Linked DNA regions of Homo sapiens: all the other regions are linked to region 4. A link is a loop called in an ENCODE intact Hi-C map of the cell type or tissue named here. Cell type or tissue: GM12878. All regions are shown on one strand.

The links. A loop is a pair of places that touch in the nucleus more often than their neighbours do. Peaks named below come from ENCODE experiments on the same cell type or tissue, not always from the same donor. Only the 100,000 strongest peaks of a DNase experiment are listed, where the experiment ranks them.
Region 1: it touches region 4 in a loop (2.1-fold over the local background); 1 of 110 quality-filtered maps calls a loop at or near these places.
Region 2: it touches region 4 in a loop (5-fold over the local background); 1 of 110 quality-filtered maps calls a loop at or near these places.
Region 3: it touches region 4 in a loop (7-fold over the local background); 1 of 110 quality-filtered maps calls a loop at or near these places.

Annotation. Positions count from the first base shown.
Region 1 is chr14:97,380,604-97,385,603 of GRCh38, reverse strand. No RefSeq gene overlaps it. Among named protein-coding and RNA genes, the nearest start is that of LINC02325, 76 kb to the left of the region's middle. In GM12878, no CTCF peak of the experiment used is centred here; a DNase peak (open chromatin) is centred at 2,794; H3K27ac peaks cover 1,196 bases.
Region 2 is chr14:97,439,463-97,444,462 of GRCh38, reverse strand. No RefSeq gene overlaps it. Among named protein-coding and RNA genes, the nearest start is that of LINC02325, 17 kb to the left of the region's middle. RefSeq lists enhancers at 1,650-1,979, 3,889-4,389. In GM12878, no CTCF peak of the experiment used is centred here; a DNase peak (open chromatin) is centred at 1,885; H3K27ac peaks cover 1,522 bases.
Region 3 is chr14:97,304,803-97,309,802 of GRCh38, reverse strand. No RefSeq gene overlaps it. Among named protein-coding and RNA genes, the nearest start is that of LINC02325, 150 kb to the left of the region's middle. RefSeq lists an enhancer at 3,230-3,299. In GM12878, no CTCF peak of the experiment used is centred here; DNase peaks (open chromatin) are centred at 2,752 and 3,342; H3K27ac peaks cover 3,751 bases.
Region 4 is chr14:97,541,983-97,546,982 of GRCh38, reverse strand. All of the region lies in intron 3 of LINC02325 (long intergenic non-protein coding RNA 2325), which reads right to left. Among named protein-coding and RNA genes, the nearest start is that of LINC02325, 86 kb to the right of the region's middle. RefSeq lists an enhancer at 4,068-5,000. In GM12878, no CTCF peak of the experiment used is centred here; a DNase peak (open chromatin) is centred at 2,142; H3K27ac peaks cover 327 bases.

The sequences.
Region 1 (5,000 bases), 160 kb after region 4:
CTGGGATCCTGGCAGTGCTTTTCACCCTGTGGGTACGGTGAGATTTTCTTGAGCTGGGATCCTGAAAAGAGCCAGCCATTAATCCCATATAAAAATAAGGTCTGTCCAAAACCATTACAAAGGTATTTGAAAACTCAAGACATCAGGGGGGAAAACAGGCCTGAAATCCACCAATAATCTGAGATTTTGTAGCTTGTCCAGGTTGGAAGTGACCCTCTGGCTCACCTATGAGTCTTGGATATACAAATGATGCCACACATATACTCTACATAACATATGTCCCCGAGGAATGTACAAGACTGTATATTTCATGGAGTCAAGACCCCACTGCTATGCTAATTGTAGTATTTGTGCATAACTTTCCATATCTGTCTTCATGCTTCCCAAATTGCCCATTTATAACTCTTAATGCAAATGCCATTTTTAAAATCAATTCTTTCCTCTGTTAATTTAAAGACTTCAACAAATGTCAAGACAATACAGGCAATTCCAACCAAACAGCAGTTGGCAAGAGCCAAGATTTATGCTCTGTTTATATCATATTGAAATGCAACAATACCAGAAAGGAAAAAGAAAAAAGAACAAGCAAGAGACAAATCCACAAGGCTTTAGTGAATCATTTTGTCATCAAACAATACATTGAGACAGGGATCAGGACAAAATTTCGAGCTTAAACTTGTACTTCTCCACCGAGTACAACCAGGGTACCATGTGGTATAGCAGAGAGACAATCTAGAATCCTTACATATAGTGTTATTCATTCATTGAACTCTTATAAAATTTGATTGAGCACTTTCTGAGTATCAGATTCTGCTGGGTGCTTGAGATTCCTAAGTAAATGACACCATTGTCCATTGGGGGAACAGCATCCAGTAGGGTGCTTAAGACCACTAGATTCTAGCTGTGTTGCCACCATGCTTGGAAAAGGTTGACAGAAGTAACCCATTCAACACACTTCTTGGAGCCAAAGGAGCACTTTTTTTTTTTTTTTTTTTTTTGAGGTGGAGTCTTGCTCTGTCGCCCAGGCTGGAGCGCAGTGGCACAATCTCTGCTCACTGCAACTTCCGCCTCCCAAGTTCAAGCTATTCTTCTACCTCAGCCTCCCAGGTAGCTAGGACTACAGGCATGCGCCACTATGCCCGGCTAATTTTTTTTTTTTTTTTTTGTATTTTTAGTACAGATGGGGTTTCACCATGCTGGCCAGGCTGACCTCAAACTCCTGACCTCAAGTAATCTGCCCGCCTTAGCCTCCCAAAGTGCTGGGATTACAGACATGAGCCACTGCACCCGGCCTGGAGCACTTTCAGTAGTTACTACATTTGTTTAAGGTAAAGTATGGATGCGAGGAACTAGACCCAAAATTACAGTGACCTAAGCAATCAGAGCTTTTTTTCTCTCACCTACGTGGAGGCAGGCAGGCCAGGATTGGGATGGTGCCCTATGGAGTCAGTCTCCTTCTATGTTGCTATACTCTGTATATGCCTCCATTTCCAAGGTGGCTGGTCCTGTGCTAGTGGAAGAGAAAATCGGAGTGTTTTCCAGGAATTTTACAGGCCACTTTCACTTTTATCAGGCTGGACCCATAGCACATGGCTTTGCATAGCTACACAGGACTGTGGGAAAATGCACAGTATTAAGGTTACCCTTGCGTCAGCCAGAATTCTGTAACTATGGAAGAGGAGGCATGGATATTGGGGGTATTCACAGCCTACACAGGTCTCTTCCGTCCTTCATCACTGGATAACTGGACTCAGTTTACCCATCTTGAATCTTCCTTTTCTTATCCATAAAACAGTAGGTCCAAGTAGATGGATTCAAGGGCACCTCTCACTCCCAAAAACTATGAAGTGAAAGAACACACCCATGAAAATAAATGAATAACATCTTGGGATTGTTTAAAGTATACAAAATGAACACCACTTTACCGCTTGTTAAAAACACAGAGCACTCATCCATGCCAGTGAATATTATTAGTTCTTGGTCATTGGAATCAAAATTTCCCTGACCGCACCGTCTTTGCAGCATTTTGACTGAAGTTTTCCCTGGTTCATTCATTTTCGGTACTGGCTTTATCACCTTAAGTGACAGAAGCATTTTGTGCCTTTCTGTGTCTTTCTTGAATTTCAAAACTGTTCTCATCAAAAGTTGGCATTGCCTTTTTCCAGGGAAACCCAGCCGAACCAGAGAATAACCTAATCAGCAGGTTTCAGAGGAAATTAAAGTCGGATCACTGCCTACCGCACCCCATCCAGCTGCAACGAGACATGCCTTATCAATGTTTCTTTTTTAATGTTCAGACATGTTACGTTAAGCCAGCTTATGCAGGGAAAGAATTTACTGATTAGTTCCTGATTTGCTCCATAATTGGTTATGGCAATGGCTTCCACTATGCTAGCTAAATAAAAAATAATTTTTAAAAAAAGCTTACAGGTAATTTGTTGCAAGGCATTTGACAAAGGTACAGGTCCCATCACACAAGAATCATAGTTAAACTTAATGATGACTCCATCTAAAGTTTTTATTTATAGCTAATGCAAACGTTTAAAAAATGTACAGACATTAATTATTAGCAGGGTTTTTTTAAGCCGAAAGTAAGAGTTGAATAAACGTACTTTAAGACACTTAAAGCAGAGGCATTCTTTATAAAATGACTAGCTAAAGAGTCCCTTGGGTTGCCTTTTAACGGCTTTCAAAGCTCTAATAGCACTTTTTCCACCAAAGACACACCCCTTGAATCCTCTGAGAGATACAATAGCATAATTGTTCTTTTAGGTTTCAAGGCCTTGACATATCTGTCAGGGAAAGAATAGTGAATAATAATACCAGAACTATTTTATGCAAATTCCACTTAGAGGTTTCAAGATTTCCCTGAGACGGATCTTGCCCTCTTGTTGACACTTGCATTGTCACATCAGCTTTACATAAGAAAGTGGTGAGAGTTTGCCTTTTGTTAAATAATTCTCATTTTAAAAAAATCTTTAGATAAAGTTAAAAAACAAATACAAAAACAATGAGATGGAAACATCAATTTGGAGATGTATCAAAGGGAAAAACAGTATTCACTGGAATGATTTTTGCCCCCTGCAGCTAATCACTTTGCCAATGAAATTCTTTTTTAACTTAAACCATGATGGCATAAAAGGGATGTTTATGAAGATGCAATCTATGCAAACACACATGTTACATGACCCAGCACACAGGCCACATGGATGTATTTTCCAAAGGCCCGAGTTCTTCATTCACCTTCCTCCCGATGAAAGGTGCTTACAGCAATCACATCTCTACAGCACATCGATTAATACAGTTAATCCAAAAAGCAACCCATTAGTCTTGGAAGCAGATCACAGGGTCAAATAGCAAAAAGAAAATACATAATGTTAGTGCTAAAAGACACCTGTGAGCTCATCAACGCCTACAGCCCTCCAGCAATTGAGAAAATCCTTATTAGGCTATCAAAATACAAATCACAAATAAGGTTCATTTCCTCCAAAACAAAGGACAAGAAAACTCCACTCATGTAGAAAGGAGTCCAAATGATTAGCAACTTGGCTGCCCATGAAGAGAGATCATCCCACATTATACATTCATTCACCCATGCATTCATTGACTCATTTATGCTTCAAATCTTTACTGGCCACCCTCTATGGTGCTAGATCTACAATTGGGTTCTGGAAATTCAAACATGTATTAGACATATTCCCTGTTCTCCAGGACTCATAATCCAGTGAGACACATAAATAAATGAATATGTGTCCAAGCCAAGGAATGCCTGGAACCACCAGAAGCTGGAAGACATTGGGGAGGACTCTTCTCCCACAGCATTTGAAGGGAGTGCAGTCTTGTGGGCATCCAGATAGTCTATTAGGTTGGTGCAAAAATAATTATGGTTTTGCCACTACTTTTGCACCAACCTTATAGTCTAGGCTGATCTGAGTGATTCACTGTAGCTAATAGAAGACAACAGATGTGACCATGTGTGACTTCAAGAACAAACAAACATAATAGCAAACACATTGCTTCCACTTTGTTCACTATAGAACAGTCATGCTTGGAGCCCAGAGTGGCCATGTGAGAAGCCTCAATATCCTTAGGCAGCCACGCTGTGAGGAAGCCCAGGCCACATGAAGAGGCTGTGTGTATGTTATCTCATCAACAACCCCAGGTACCAGGGATGTGAATGAAGATGCTACCAGATGATTCCAGACCTGGGCCTTTGAGTCACCACTGCTGCTTGAGTCTCCCTGGCTGAGGCCTCAGAGATCCTGTGCCATGGGAGATTGGCCTAGCTGGTCTCCTTTTCCAAATTCTTAACCAACAGAATGTGTGAACATCATAAAATGGTGGCTGTAAACTGCTAAGTTTAAAGGTCCAATGGGCTGAAAGTGTCCCCCTCAAAATTCATGTATTGAAATTCCAACCCCCAAGGTGTTGGTATTTGAAAGTGGGGCCTTTAGGAAATGATTAGGTCAAGAGCATGGAGCCGCATGAATGAGATCAGTGCCCTGAATAAAGGGACCCTGGAGAGCTCTGTAGCCCTCTTTCCCACATGTGAGACTATAATGAGAAGACGGCAGTCCGCACACCAAAGGAGAGCCCTCACTAGAACTGGCCCATGCTGGCACCTTGATCTTGAATTTCCAGCCTCCACAACTATGAGAAATAAATATCTGTTTTTTATAAGCCACCAGTCCATAGTGTTTTGTCATAGCAGTGCAATCTGACTAATGTGAGGGATGACTTGTACACACCGATAGTAACTGGAACATCGGCAGCAGAGGTTGGGCAGAGGTGTGTCTCTGGCTCTCCTGGGTGAGTCAGCACAGAGTTGCTCACTGCCGCCTCTTGAAAAGGTCACCTCCTCCTACTCTATTCAGCTGAATCTCAAGGCCAAGGTGAGAGAAACACAGTCACATTCCACGAGTGCAAAATAAAGGGCATTGACTCAAAGCAAGCAGTGCCCTGGAGGGCAGCTAAGTATGGTGCAGAGTGGTGATTTCGGT
Region 2 (5,000 bases), 100 kb after region 4:
TCATAATATGCTGACATGTGTAACGGGAATTAAGAGATTCTACCAGCGGAATGAACGTTCATAATTTTTTTTTGAAGCAAATCATTTATTTCAGCTCCGTGAATCACAGTGCAGCAGCAGATCACCGGACATTTATAAATGGCATAATACAACTTTCTCAGGCTTTGTGTCCTTTCTTAAGTAGATTCCACTTAGAGACACTAATTACTGGTTGAATGGAAGCACTCTCTGTGAGGCAAAGCAAAGGAGGTCTATTCAGAATGAAAATAAGCTTCCAGGGGCTTCCAGAGGGGCTGGGACCACTGAAATTCTGCTCTTTGGTATCTTGCTAAGGTGATTTTGAGTTTTAATTGGTTCACCTTTTCAGGGAAGGACCACAGCCTCCCCCAATTCACTCATCACTAACAGACACTTATAAGTGTTCTGTGCATCACACATTGTCCCAGCTACAGGAGCACCGAGAGGATTACGAGGAGGACTTCTGTCTCATTTAACTCCTTCTGGGGATGAGGAGAAGAAACATTTACACCAGTAAACACTTGGAGCTGACACAACAGGTCAGAGATTGTCTAACACTGGTGAGCAGGAGCCTCACCTGGAATGCCAAGGTCTCGGTATAAGAAAAGGCCCTGGGGTCAGACTGGCTGGGTTCAAGTCCCAGCAACTCCATTAATAAGCTACGTGGCCCTGGCCGAAGAACTTGACCTCTCTATGTCTTACTTTCTTCCTTGGTCAAATGGAATTGATCACTGGGCTTCTTTCTTAGGGCCCTGGTGAGAATGTAATGAGTTGACTGACATACAGGAAATGTTTCTGGCACATGGTGAGTTGTTGGGTCATAGTATTTATTTGCTGGGACAATGGTGGGAGATGACGAGAAACCACCACAGAAGCTGCTAGGGAGGGACCAGGTGGTCCATAGATTATGAAGTCAAAGAGGGTTATTCTTGAGCCTTAAGATCTAATGGAATTTGCTTGGGACCTGTGGCTCCTGTCTTCTTTCTGATTTCTCCCATAGGATATCTATGCTATGCCTGCCCCACCATTGTATTTTGAAAGCAGAGAACTTGTCTGGTTCTATAAGTTTACAGCTGAAGAGGAATTTTGCCTCTGAATAAATCATACCTTGAGTTTCACCCACATCTGATTTAGATGCTATTTAGGTGAGCTTTTGGACTTAGAGTTGATGCTGGAATCAGTTAACACTTTTGAACACGTTGAAATGGAGTCAGTGTATTTTGCACGCAGAAAGGACATGAGTTTTGAAGGGCCAGGGGACACATTATTATGAGCAAATTGTGTCCCTCCACAAAAAAAAAAAAAAAAAAAAAAAAAAAATTCAAATAGAACAAGTCCTCCCAGTACCTCAGAATGTGGCTGTATTTAGAGATCGAATTTGTAAAAGGGTAATTAAGTTAAAAATGAGTCCACCAATCCAATATGACTGGTGTCCTTATAAGAAGAGATCAGGACACAGATACAGAAAGAGGGATAACTGTGGGAAGACACAAGGAGAAGGCGGCCATCTACAAGCTACAGAGAGAGGCCTCAGAAGAGACCAAACCTGTGGATGCCTGGACCTTGGACTTCCAGCCTCCACGACTGTGTGGAAATACATTTCTGTTGTTTAAGCCACCCAGAAAAGTGGAACTTGTTAATGGCAGCCTTAGCAAGTTCATGCAGATTTTTGAAAAGATTCCTCAGATACTTCTGCTGGGCCCCACAGAAGAATCTTGGTTGTTGAGAATCTTGGTTTCATATCATGTCATGCAAAGATCCTGGGAGGGCAGAGAGAAGTAGTTCCGGCCTGTCTCACGCAAACCTCTGAGAGCTGTTGCTTATCCACAGAGTGACCTCAGGTGGCTCAAGTTGCCCCTTTGGGTCTCAGCTTCTTCCCCTGAAAAGGAAGGTGTCAAACAATACCACCCACCACTACAGAGTTTTCCAGCATTGGCTTTCTGTAAAATAAATCAAATGAAGTCCTCCATCTTGGCCTTTCCCCCAGCAGTGGGGTTGCATAGAAAAGAAGACAACAGGTTAGCAAGAAAGATGTGGTTTCTGTGGGCCAAAGATCCCCAGCCTAGATGCTGAGACAGTGGGAGGAGGAGAAGATAAAGATTAAACTAGAAATCACAAACTTAGATCCAGAAATTGCCATGGGGCCCAAGACAGTATTTCACACATCTGAAAATTTTCATCCACCTGTCTATTTGCAGCGTTTTAAAAAAGTGTTTGTTCTGCTGGGCCCTTCTCTGCAGTCACCGGTGATGGGGAGAACACACTGATGTGTCTTCCGGCCCTGACTTGATGAGAAGGCAAAGACAGAACCAGGGGCACACTGCCCTGCATGAAGTAGTGGTGCTTGTGGGGTAGATCAAGTTTTGGGGGGATCTTTGAGCTGGCACTTGACGCCCCAGGGGGAGTTTGGAAACCTGCAGGCAGCAGGAAGGAAGAACCAGGGGGCTGGAGGCCACTTTGGGGTGGAGTTTACTCACTTAGGAGAGGGGAGCAAACTCAGGTATTGCGAATGCGGGTTTTTGGTCACTTAATTTGCATTCTTGCATTCAGTCTCCACCGCAAAGCCCTGAGAGGCGGGTTAAGTCATTTATAGGGTGATTAATTTTCTTGCGAGGGATGTAGGCCTATTCCCAAAGGCCTCACATAATTCAAAACTAGCACAATTCAAGATTAATTCTCTGGAGCAGGAAATGTAAAGTAGGGTTTGCATTAGTTCAAAATCTGTGCGTAAACTAAGATGATTGATACATTATAAATCAAAATTTCAGATTTGCGCTATTCAGATTTGCAAAACACACAACCACACCCTGTACATCTTTTGGGGCCAAGAGAACTGATTAGCAGGTATGAAGATGAACTCTCTATCCTTAAGCACACCTGGGGTCAGTGTGCCCAAACCCAGATCACCTCCCCTGGGAGCTTCTCATGTTCATCTCCCCTCCTGCAAGTGAGGATGCTCTGAAGATCGTTTACCTGTAGTGAGACAGGGCAATTTAGTGGCCAAAGTTTCAGCTCGGACTTCAGACAGACATGGGTTCAAGTCCTAGTTTAGCTGTAATCTTGGGTACATACTTCGCTTTTTTACCTCTTCATCTCATTTCCTGTAAAATAGCAATTATATTCATCACACCCGCTTCAGAGGGGAGCCCGCAGTGTTAAATCAGAAAACAAATCTCAAGCACATACTTTTGTGCCTGGCACATGTATATACTCAATAAATACTAGTGTTGTCTGGCACGGTGGCTCCTGCCTGTAATCCCAGCATTTCAAGAGGCCAAGGAGGGCAGATAGTTTGAGCCGAGGAGGTTGAGGCCAGCCAGCCTGGGCAACATGGCTAAACTCTGTCTCTACAAAAAATACCAAAAATAATTATCCAGGCATGATGGTGGGTCCCTGTAGTCCCAGCTAGCTACTTGGGAGGTTGAGGCTGCTGTGAGCCATGATTGCACCACTGCACTCCAGCCTGGGCAACTGAGTGAGACCGTGTCTCAAAATATAAATAAATAAATAAATAAATAAATAAATAAATAAATAAATAAATTAATAACAAACTATTAGCTGGTATCATTGTTAGTTTAGATATTCCGTGTCTCTCCTCCTTCCCTGATACAATACAGGAGAGCTACCCCTATTAGCATTCCCACTTTATAGGCCAGAAACTCGGGTGTCAGGAGAGACGAAGAGGTTTGCTCAATTTTTATAACTAGAAAGATAATAAGGAGATCAGAATCCAAGCCCACCCAGCTGCAATCTCCATGCACGCCTTCCACTCCAACTCGCTCCTGTTGGAGGGGACCACAGCGCACCAGACTATGATGACTGCAAGGCCACGGAGCAGGACTGGGCCTCTCCAGCCACTGTACTTTCTCATGGCCCTGCTACCTGTGTGACCGGTTAGCACAGATGTGCTTCGTGGACGCTGCTGGCATTTCAATAATGCTGGGATATTATGTGCTGTAAAAACAGGACATCATTGCTTACCAGGGGCTTATAAAAATAATTGCAATCCAGGCTGGCCTCTGTCACTAGTAATTTATCGCATTGCTCCTCTTTTTGTTAATGCAGTTTACACGAGTCAAACGAATTATATGTAAATTGGGGAGCATGTTAGACTTCAAGTCGAGAAGTGATATACATAGGTGTGAATAAGATATTTTCGAATTTTTCAAATCCCAAATGGAGGTGGGTGATATGTTAGTAATCGGAGAGGGTGGTGCTCAGGAATGGGAAGCGGGAGGCCCTCCCTCCAGTCTGAGAAACCAAGGGTGACTCTCCATGCTTCCGGCCCACATGACTGCTGCTGCTGCTGCTGCTGCTACTGCTCCTGCTGGAGGGGCACGTCCCAAAGGTGGCCCGGATTCCAGCTGCCCCTCACTGTCGCCAGACTGATACCAGATCTTTAGCCTGACAGTCAGGGTCCCTCCTCCTGGAGCTCCCGTCTTGCTCCTTGGCATCCTCCAATCAACCTGCTATGCTGCTGTCCTGTGCTGGGCACAACACAGCCTAGATGCCTTTGCTCCTGCCAGCCCCAAGGCCTAAAGCGCCCCTGCTTCCTCTTCAACATGCCTGCATCCTGGGAGTCCTCCTATACCCATTCCCCTCACCTGGGCTGAAACCCACTGTGATCTGTGAGAGCTCCCTTGGCAATGCCATGCTTTCTACCCAAGGGTCTGGAAGTTTCTTGAGTGCTCAGGCTGTGTGTTCACTCCTTCCATCATGGGTTCATTCACTCTTTGATTTGATAAATGATCCTTGAACATCTTCCATGTGCTATACTTTGTATAATCTTCTGAGACCCTGGTTCAAGTTCCCACCCTCACCCTCACCTCACTGTGCAAAGTAAAATGCCTATGGTTAAAAGGAAGGAATGAACAGGAAGAATTACTGTTCATTAAACCCACTTTTAAGCTTCTTATGCTATGCTGGGCCTTCTCTTTGGCCTCACACTCAATTCACCTGATAGTCTTTTGAAACATTACTTC
Region 3 (5,000 bases), 240 kb after region 4:
GATAAACAGAAAGGGTTTCAAGAGAGGCAGTGCAAGACTAGTATGTTGCTTTAAAGGCACGAGGAGTGCTGGTGTGTTGAGTTCTTGTCACGTGCCAGGCACTGTGCACGCTTCATTACGTTTACTGATTACAGCAGTCCCTGGCCTCCATATTTTACTGATGAAGAAACTAAGGTCTAAAAAAGTTGTGTGATCTGTCCAAAGTCTCATGACTAATGCACAAGCTCTTTAAAGGTGGCCTAACTTCCTAGTCATCCTGGCTAGAATGTGGGAGATAAATTAAAGGGAGATAAACCTGTGCAGGAAGGCAAGATGTGACTCTTTGGCCGGGCGCGGTGGCTCACGCCTGTAATCCCAGCACTGTGGGAGGCCGAGGAGGGTGGATCACGAGATCACGAGATTGAGACCATCCTGGCTAACACAGTGAAACCCCGTCTGTACTAAAAATACAACAAATTAGCCGGTCGTGGTGGCAGGCGCCAGTAGTCCCAGCTACTCGGGAGGCTGAGGCAGGAGAATGGCATGAACCCAGGAGGTGGAGCTTGCAGTGAGCCGAGATCATGCCACTGCACTCCAGCTTGGTGACAGAGTGAGACTCCGTCTCAAAAAAAAAAAAAAGATGTGACTCTTTCCCTGCTGGATTTTTCATTCCATATTTGATAAAAAGTCATGAATACCTGGGCAGCACCAGGGACCATGCTGGATGTGGTGGTACAAAAACAAATGAAATGCAGTCCTGGCCTTAGTGTGGAGACAAACACATTGAAACGTAATTCACAAATTAGGTAACAGGTTATGAAGAACCTGGGGAGTTGCCCAGAGCAGCCCGTGATCAAGGACAGTCATTTTGCTAAGGCTTGCTGCTACGCCCATTCCAGGCACCCACATCCTGACCCCAGGAGACAGTGGGTCCACTGAGTCTTGCTCCTCTTCTCATCTTTAAAGGATGATCTCGGCCAAGCTTTCATGAAAGAGGCAGAGGGAATCAGTGAAACATCCTCAGAAAAATGACCCGAAAGCCTCCAGCAGAACTCCCTATTCAACAATTACAATCCCTCGCTCCCTAGGTTCTAGTCTTTGCTCACCACTCTACCCAAATGCTATTAATGAAACCCTTTCTCTGCTGGGCCTGGGAGCACCTTTCTCTCGGCAATTTTGGTTTTATAAAGAAACCTTTGATTAAGACTTTACCCCTGTGCCAGGTAATGAACCCAACTCTTTATGCATGCAACCTCACTCAAGTGCACCCTGTGTGCGTTATTTTGCACAGGGGTATAGAGCCATACTTTTAAGTAATTCTCAGTCATTCTGACCACAGTTGCTTTAAGTTCAGACTTCTGCTGCTCAGTGTGCACATGGTATTTCTCTAGCCCTGAATCTCTTGGTCCCCCTTTCCACTTTTCTACTAATCCTGAAGATGCTGCCATCAGGGAAACAGGGCTCTTTGCTCCTGGTCTCTGAGAAAGCCCCAGAGCCTCTGCCACTCTGCAGAGACTGCTGATATGTCTGACTTGGCAGGAAGATGGAGTTCTAGCTTGGACCTGAATAAAAGAGCTTTCCAGTGGGGCAGAAGCTATGGACTCAACAATGCTCCTTATGGATCTGTGAGACAGCTCTCGTGGACAGTGTCACAGCTTCACTGCTTAAGGCAATTGCAGGGGGTGCTGTGAGGGGTCAGGGGAATGGAAGGGTCGACATGCCGCTAGCATCCAGCCCAAAGGCATGCACACTGGGTCCTCAGAAAATGCTGCCAATGATGAGACAAAATGATGGCTGAGTGCTTATTTCTCTAGAACCTTCTGAATACATGGCAGTCCCAGCTTATGTGTGTGAGGTCACTGGGAATTCAATACCTGAACATGTTTCCTCCTTCCCTTTGACCACCAGAAAGCTTGAAACCTGTTTTGAGATCGTTCTCTACCAACTTTAGAGAAATACATGTTGAAAAACATGCATTTGTGGTAGCATTATTGCTCTGTTGATATCCTCTCTTCTTCCCCCGGCCCCCACCACGACGCTTCTCCAACCCAATGATTTGGGGCTTGGTCATGTGATTTGCTTTGGCTAATGGAATGTTAGAAGACATACCTTACATAGAGGCCTCTAGGATGTGAGTTAGTTTGGCATTTGAACTCATGCCAAGGGCCAGGAGAACATGCCCTTGGCCACTGGTCCAAGGAGAATGACAGACATGTGACAGTTCTGGACACACCTGAAGCTCAAAGCCAGGCCCAGTCAACCCAAAGCCTGATAACAAGGTAACAAGATCCCTCTCCGCATGCCAGCTGATCTACAAACCAAGGAATAAAACAAATAAATGCTTGGTGAGTGTCACCCACTGAGTTATGGGGTGGCTTGCTATGCAGCTTTATTGTGGCAACACCTAATCCAGAAACTGCTATCTCTGCCTTTCTTACTACACACTCCCATAGTCAGAGCTTTTTGAAGAATCACTGTTTCATTAATTTGTTTGTTTGTTCATTCATTCACTCACTAATTTAATAAATGCTCATTGAAAGTTTACAGCACCCGGCACTGTCCCAGGTGCCGAGGATGAAGCATGAAGAAGGCAGGCAGGGCCTGTTCTTCCAGCGCTTTCTCTCTAGTGGGTTTGCAAGTGGCATCAGCTTCTCTTCCAAGTGCTGCTGACACCTGTCCTCATGAATGTCTTCACTTTCTCATCTCAAATGATTCACTAGATGAGAAAAACAAGCTTTTATCTCACGTGGGTATGAGGAAGGGAGCAGTTCCTCCAGAAAGTCGTGAGAGACTCAGCAAGTCACAATTAAGAAGCGTTGGAAGCTCATTCATTTTGCAAAATAAAAAATCAGTACTGAACTCTGTTGACTTCTCTAAACCTCAGAGAATGAGCCATGGTTACATTCTAGATTCAAAACAATTTCAAGCTCTTTTGTATGAACAGATGACTCATCTAATACCAGAAAGGAAAGGCTAGGTTTATTTCCCAGAATAAAGCATGCAATCTACATTAAGGGCCAGGATTTCATTTGCTGTTGTTTCAAATATACAATTATTAAACATTACTTATAACTTATTAAAGTAGTTCTATCTACGGCATCAGAACCCACACTATAGCTGTTCCAGGCCTTAGGCTTCCACGTAAAGAATCATCTGAACTCTCCAAGATGCAGACCAGGTGTTCAGAGCATGCATGCTGAATAACGAAAGAAAGAATGGTTGACAGTTTCTGAACCCCCTCAGCTGGAAGACAGCAAGCCAGATATCCTCACAACAGATGGGTTTGGGCCAGCAACCCAAAACATATTTGTCAGAATACTTACTCCCCAAGGTGATAAAACAGAATTCTTGAGAAACTCTGAGCTAAGGGAAGTAAAATGGGATTCTCTGCTACAGGACTTATCAGAGGCTTTACTAGACTAACATGCACTGGAGTCCCCCAAAGGGGAACTCTGTGATGTGGTATCCAAATTCACCCAGCCTGGGAAGCTTTTTGCTCATGAAACATAAACTGGGCACTGCTGACTCAGAGCATCCATCCACACCAGCCTGTGTGCTTCTCAGACATCCCAGCATCCCCAGGTCTTCAAGAGTTTAGACAATACCAGAACCCCCTAACCAGCATGTCTATTAAACCCAACTACAATTAAAGGCAACTTGCAATAAAACCTAAAAAACAAAGACTTTCTCTAAAAAAAAAAAAACCTTCTGGATTGTCAAATGTCCTTCAGTAACCTCCACCATGGAACATACATTTTCTAAGCATGCCCCTAAATACACACATAAGGGCTTTGGTTATTTGAAAATAATGTTAAGATATATTTGTGCTTGCAATTGTGAGGTATATTTTTCCCTCCCTTTTTATATGGCAGATTTGGTTAAGGTATACCTATTCTTGTTTTTTAGTGGGTTTGAGTTTTCTATTTTCAAAAACAGCAGGTTAGTAAGAGCCAAGAGCTGTTAATTTTGCACTGGCTTGCCTTATGCACGTATGACATTCCAAAGTTGATGGCTCTTAAACACAGCCCTTCAGGTGACTTCTGTCACATCGAAAGCAGATTCAATTATGAGCTGTATGGTTCCAGTATATTTTGTTGTATTATAATTCTTTGAAAACTGGTAATTCATGCATGGCATATATGAGAACTCTCTATTAACCAGAGTATTTGATTAATGAGCCTGGTGTGTGCTTTCATCATGCTGAGTTACTGACTTTACTCCACCTGGGTGGATGCAATACCAAAACCCATTCAGTTTCCTTGTTTTGTTTTAAAGGATTATAACAGCACCGTACAACAGCAAGAACAAATACCATGGGACCTGGTGACAGAAAACGTGGGCTTCAGCCCAAGTTCTGCAACTGTATTTCCAGGATAATACCTAGTACCCAATAAATGTTCAATAAACTATTATTGGATGGAAGAGTAGATATATTGATACATTTATAAATGAAAAAATATTAGAAATGGAAGAAAGAAGACTTTCTGACTCCCCCTGTCTGTGTTCAGTGTCCCTGTTCTCTATTTTCTTAGGATCCTGTGCAGACCTCTAATAGCATTTGTGACATTACACTGTAAATGTCTTTATTTTTGGCTTCCTCATTGATTGGAGCTCCTTGAGGGAAGGGGCTTTGTTTTAGTCCTCTTTCTTTCTCTAGGATTTCATGGCTTCCAGCCCTTCAGTTAGCATCCGGTAAGTGGTAAGTATTTCTGTTTTCACAATGAACTTGCATTGCTTTAATACAATAAAAAGGAAGTAAAGTTTACATTAACAGTAATAAGAGAGAAGTCCTGATGTTGGGATCTGGGGTGAGAAGACTGGGCAGAGGAGCGTATCAGAGGAAGAGGTCATGGAGATGGCAGTCAAGCCCAAGTAGTAGAAAGAATGGTGTTGCAGTGGTCACAACCAGGGCCAAGGCAAGGGGGAAAGGCCTCAATGTCTACTCTTGACATTTTGACATCTTAGCTCTCCCTACTGCCCTAGGAAGTAGAAGATGAGAATTCACATGTGAATTTGTGCCT
Region 4 (5,000 bases):
TCATTTGCATAAAAGCTGTTACACACAAATTGTTATAAAGACAAATGTGTAGTACTCTCGTTGAAAATTGCTTATATCTCGGGTGCTTCGGCTCCAACGACATAAAGGCCTCTTCAGACTGAAATTCATTCTCAGGTAAATAAAGCTGAAAGTGAAATTTCACCTATTTGAAAGTACGTGAGTGGTTTTTCATGTTGTCTTAAACAGGTTTTGAGAGGCTGGGCCCTCTCCTCCTTTCACGGCTCACCCCCACCGCCTGGCGGGGCCTGGTGGCCCTCACAATACGGAGCACCTCCGAGGGCTTAGGCATTTTGTGCTGGAGCGAGTCAGAGTCCGGCTCCGTGGAGAACCAATAGGCCTTGCAGATACAGGCAGGGCAGGGGGCTTGCAGAGAGGAAAGCACTAACGACGCTCTTCTCTGAAAATTAACGTGCTGGTATACACCGTATCCTTCCATCACGGCCCACCTGCCTCATCAGAGCTCCCTGCCAGCAACTGCCCCGGTAGAATATCGCTCTCTCCATCACACGCTGACCATTGCCATGGGCAGCCGTATTAGGTTGGTGCAAACATAATTACCATTTTTGCCATTGAAAGTAATGGCAAAAACCGCAATGACGTTTGTACCAACCTATATGATTCCTTGAACTTAATGTCCCTTTCCCTTTTCCGGGGCTGCCCCCTCCTGCCGGGAATGATCTTCTGACTTATCCGGAAGAGCTGCAGTGTATTCCTCAGGAGTGTACACTCCAGTGACTGATTTTTTTTTTTTTTCCTTACAGCTCTTTGTCAGTTGCTTGCTCCTTCCCCTGCCCCCTCTACACAGATATTAATATTACTATCAATGAAATAAGTGAATAAGTAATGTTAATTGATGTTACTTATCACGCTTATTACTATGACTCATCCCCTGCCATCTCTCCTACGACCCTTTGCTATCTAAAGGCAGGACCTGTGTCTCGTGCATTTCCATATTCCAATTCCAGGGCCAAAACTCCCCAGAGTAGCCACTGGAAGGAGTTATGTTGAATGAATGGTGAACAGTTACATACTCAAATAATGGGTTGCAGGGTGAAAGAATACCCCATCTGGACTAACTAATTTGAGTCAGGGAACTTCAGAACAGTGGTCCCCAACCTCCAGGCCACCTACTGGTACTGGTGGCCTATTAGGGACTGAGCTGCACAGCAGTTGGTCCCCATCACTCTCATTACCACCTGAGCTCCGCCTCCTGTCAGATCAGCAGTGGCATTACATTCTCATAGAAGCACAAACTCCACTGTGAACTGCACATGTGAGGGGTCTAGGTTGTGCACTCCTTATGAGAATCTAATGCCTGACGATCTGTCACTGTCTCTTATCACCCCCAGATGGAACCATCTACTTGCAGGAAAACAAGCTCACGTCTCTCAGTGATTCTACATAATGGTGAGTTATATAATTATTTCATTATATTTTTACAATGTAATAATAATAGAAATAAAGTGCACAACAAATGTAATGAGCTTGAATCATCCTTAAGTCCTCCCCCACCTCCCCTGGTTCATGGAAAAATTGTCTTCCACAAAACCGGCTCCTGGTGCCAAAAAGGTTGGGGGCTGCTGCTTTAGAACATTATGAAAATCATTGTTGGTGTTTTGCTTTTGTTTTTGGAGGTTTTAGATTTCTTTTTAAATGAGAAGGTATTAAAAAAACGCTACTCATAAAGACTTCCTGATTCAAGCTCACATCAGTCCCTGTTATCATTGAGTTCCCATAAACAATGAAACTGACTTTTAATGAGCATCTACTATATGCCAGTGACTCCAATACAGACTTTATAATAAATATCAACCCTACAGGTACACATAAATACTAATTAATGATAGATAAGGTAACTGAACTTCAGAAGGGACATTTGGCAGATGACATGGACCTTGGAAGTAGAAAATCTAGGCTTTAAGCTTTTCAAGCATTCATGATAACATGCCTTATATTTATAGCAACTTACTGCAAGTAAGATGGGCTTTTTGCATCTCTCATTTCATTTACTCTTTATTCTCATCGCATGAGATAGGTCTAATTACACCCATTTTAGAGATGATGTGGAGAGTGTGGTATAAAAAGAGAAATGCTGGACTTAGAGAATCTGGTTTTGAAACTCAAATATGAAATTTACCAGCTGCTGAGAGGTCATTTCATTCTCACTTTGACTCAACTTCCTCTTCTATAAAATACCACTGGGAAGTCTCCTTCCGTGCCTGGTGACCAGGTCAGGACTTATGTTGAGAAGCTTCCGTATGCGCATGTTGGTAGAGAATTTAAAGTTTCCCAGAGTGAATGTATTAAAATAATTATTAATAGTAATAATAATTTCAACTTGCTTTCCAAATGACTCACTTCAGTTTCAGCTGAGAGAGGCAGAAGGAAGGCAAAGTTGGGAACTTGGAGGTCCCAGGAGGTTGCTGAGTTTCCGTTAGGAGTGGGAGTTGGATTCTGAATTCATGAGAAGTTTCCAGAGAAGCAGTGGCCAGGCCTCTGCACAGATGGTGGGGTACAAATGAGACAGTGGGGAGAGAGAACCTTCCTGATGTCCAAGCAGAAGGAGACAAAGAGGCCGGGCACAGTGGCTCATGCCTGTAATCCCAGCACTATGAGATGCTATGCCATGGCAAAAGAACCACTTGGGCCCAGGAGTCGGAGACCAGCCCTGTCAACATAGTGAGACCCCATCTCTACAGAAAAGAAAAACATTAGCCAGGCTTGGTGGCACACGCCTGTAGTCTCAGCTACTTGGGAAGCTAAGATGGGAGGCCAGCTTGAGCCTGGGAGGTCAAAGCTGCAGTGAGCTCTGATTGCACTACTGCACTCCAGCCTGGGTAGCAGAGCAAGACCCTGTCTCAAACAAACAAACAAACAAAATACAGAAGGAGACTAAAAAAAAAAAAAAAAAGGGATGTTAGTTCTCTGGTTCTCTGAACCACAGCAAGTGGTTTCCTGAATTACAATGTTTGCCTCTGTGTGTAAATCATTTAGATAAGGGCAAGCCATTTTTCCTTCTAATAGAAGGATAGTTCTCTTAATATATATATTCCTCTAACTGGTACTAGAAGTCAAAATATTCGATTAAACAATTGTTGGGGGAAAGGAAACTGGAAACTTAGATTTTTTTAAGTGGAAAGCTACAGGGAAGAAAAAACGTACTTTTTAACTAATGAAGATATTCTATACCTACCTGTTTTCAAAATGGCAGTTAAAAAAATAAATATTTTGTATGGTGTTTTGGGGTAGGTGAAACTTGTATCATTTCAAAAAAGGTGTTGATGAAAAGGACTTTTGAGTTTATGGAGTATGAACAAGAACTCAGACTTCATACTCTCAAAATGAAAAATAAAAGCTGAAGTTTTCAGCTTGGGTATGCATGCAAATTTTTTGACTTTTGGTGCTTTCTGACGAAGTACCGCATGGAAAAAAACATAGCTCCAGCCAGTTGGACAAGAGAGATGTAGAGGAGGTTTTAGATCTCTTTAAGGAAGGAGCACTACAGTCCCAGGGCTGGCCTGTCCCCATGTATTAGGGAAGTACTTAAAGATGCATAGAGAGGACAATGTGATTATTTTAAAGGTCACGGGTCTCGCTGAGATAAGGCTAAAGTGGTCGCCATCTAGCCATGCTGAATTGGATTATGGGGAGATTCTGTTCAGGTCAATTCATCAAGGATTGTCTAGATTAGACATTCATGAAAGTACTGCTGGTAAGTTTGAAAAGGAAACTTAAAATGAAGACAATTATGTAGCTCTTTCAGAATGTTTTATGCAGTCTAAAGATACTATTTTTTGAAAATTGTATATCTGTGACTATGCATAGTCTGAGAACACGTGTATAAAAAAACCATCCAACTGCAGAAATATCAGGGTTCCCATTGAACCATCACATGCAGGTTTGGGGGCCTTAAGGGGAACATTATAAAGAGCACTCCTTCCCCCCATGTGATTTGGAAACCATCAGTCACAATGACACCTTGCTTCTCCAGCAGCTCGAGGAGAAGGAGGCTTCTATCTGCAAGTGGGTGGACTCCCTAGCACGTATCTCCCAGAGTGGGTTACTGCAATCACCGTTTCCCGAGGAACCTAAGACAAAACTGACCACATTCAGGAACACACAGAACTCACATTCTCTGGCACAGGTAGCTTTCTATGACTTTTCCATTTATTTTTAAATAAATGAATAGAAGGAGACCTGAGCCAAGCATCCCAGGGTATTCGTTCCAAAATTCCCAAACAGTTTACCCTTAAAGTAAGGCAAATGAGGGGACAGAGAGAGGCCAGTAGTGCTATGCTAGTGAAATCCCCGCCACCTGGGATAAAACTCCAGGAGAAGAGAAAAAGTACCCCTCCTCCAGCAGCAGTTTGAAATTGGGGCACTGGCTTTCTCTAGAATACAGAGGCAAGACAAGTCCCAAAGTTCAATTTCAAATGGGCCTCCAGCCCTGAAGAGGCAGGCAACCGGGGGTCACAGGGTTTAGAGACCAGGTCCTGGGGAAAGTGGGTGGGAGAATCGGACACAATTACCCTGAAGAAAATATTCAAGAACAACCAACGTGTTTCAAATCTTTTTTTTTTCTTTCTTCTTTGCAGGGGTGAGGGAGCTGATTTGATTTGTTCTCTGGAATTCCAGATGGAAAACCAGGAACAGCGGTGGAAGCTACAGGGAGACAGACTTCAGCTCAATGTCAGGACAAACTTTTCAGCAGTTGGGTGCACCCGAACAAGCTGCCTTGTGAGGGAGTGAGGACCTCTTTCTGGAAGTGTGTTAGCAGAAGCTGGAGGGCCCTCTTTCTGGGATGCTGTGAAGGGGTTTCCTGCTTTGGGTGGGAGGGAGAACCAGATGGTTTTGAGATTCCTCTGGGAGGCTGCATTTCTATGTTTATGCCCTTTCCTGAGACAGACTTGGAGTATTTTGGTGCCTCCTGTGCTTTGGGTATGAAATTCAAAGATGATGCCTGCCCAACTCTTAGTAAG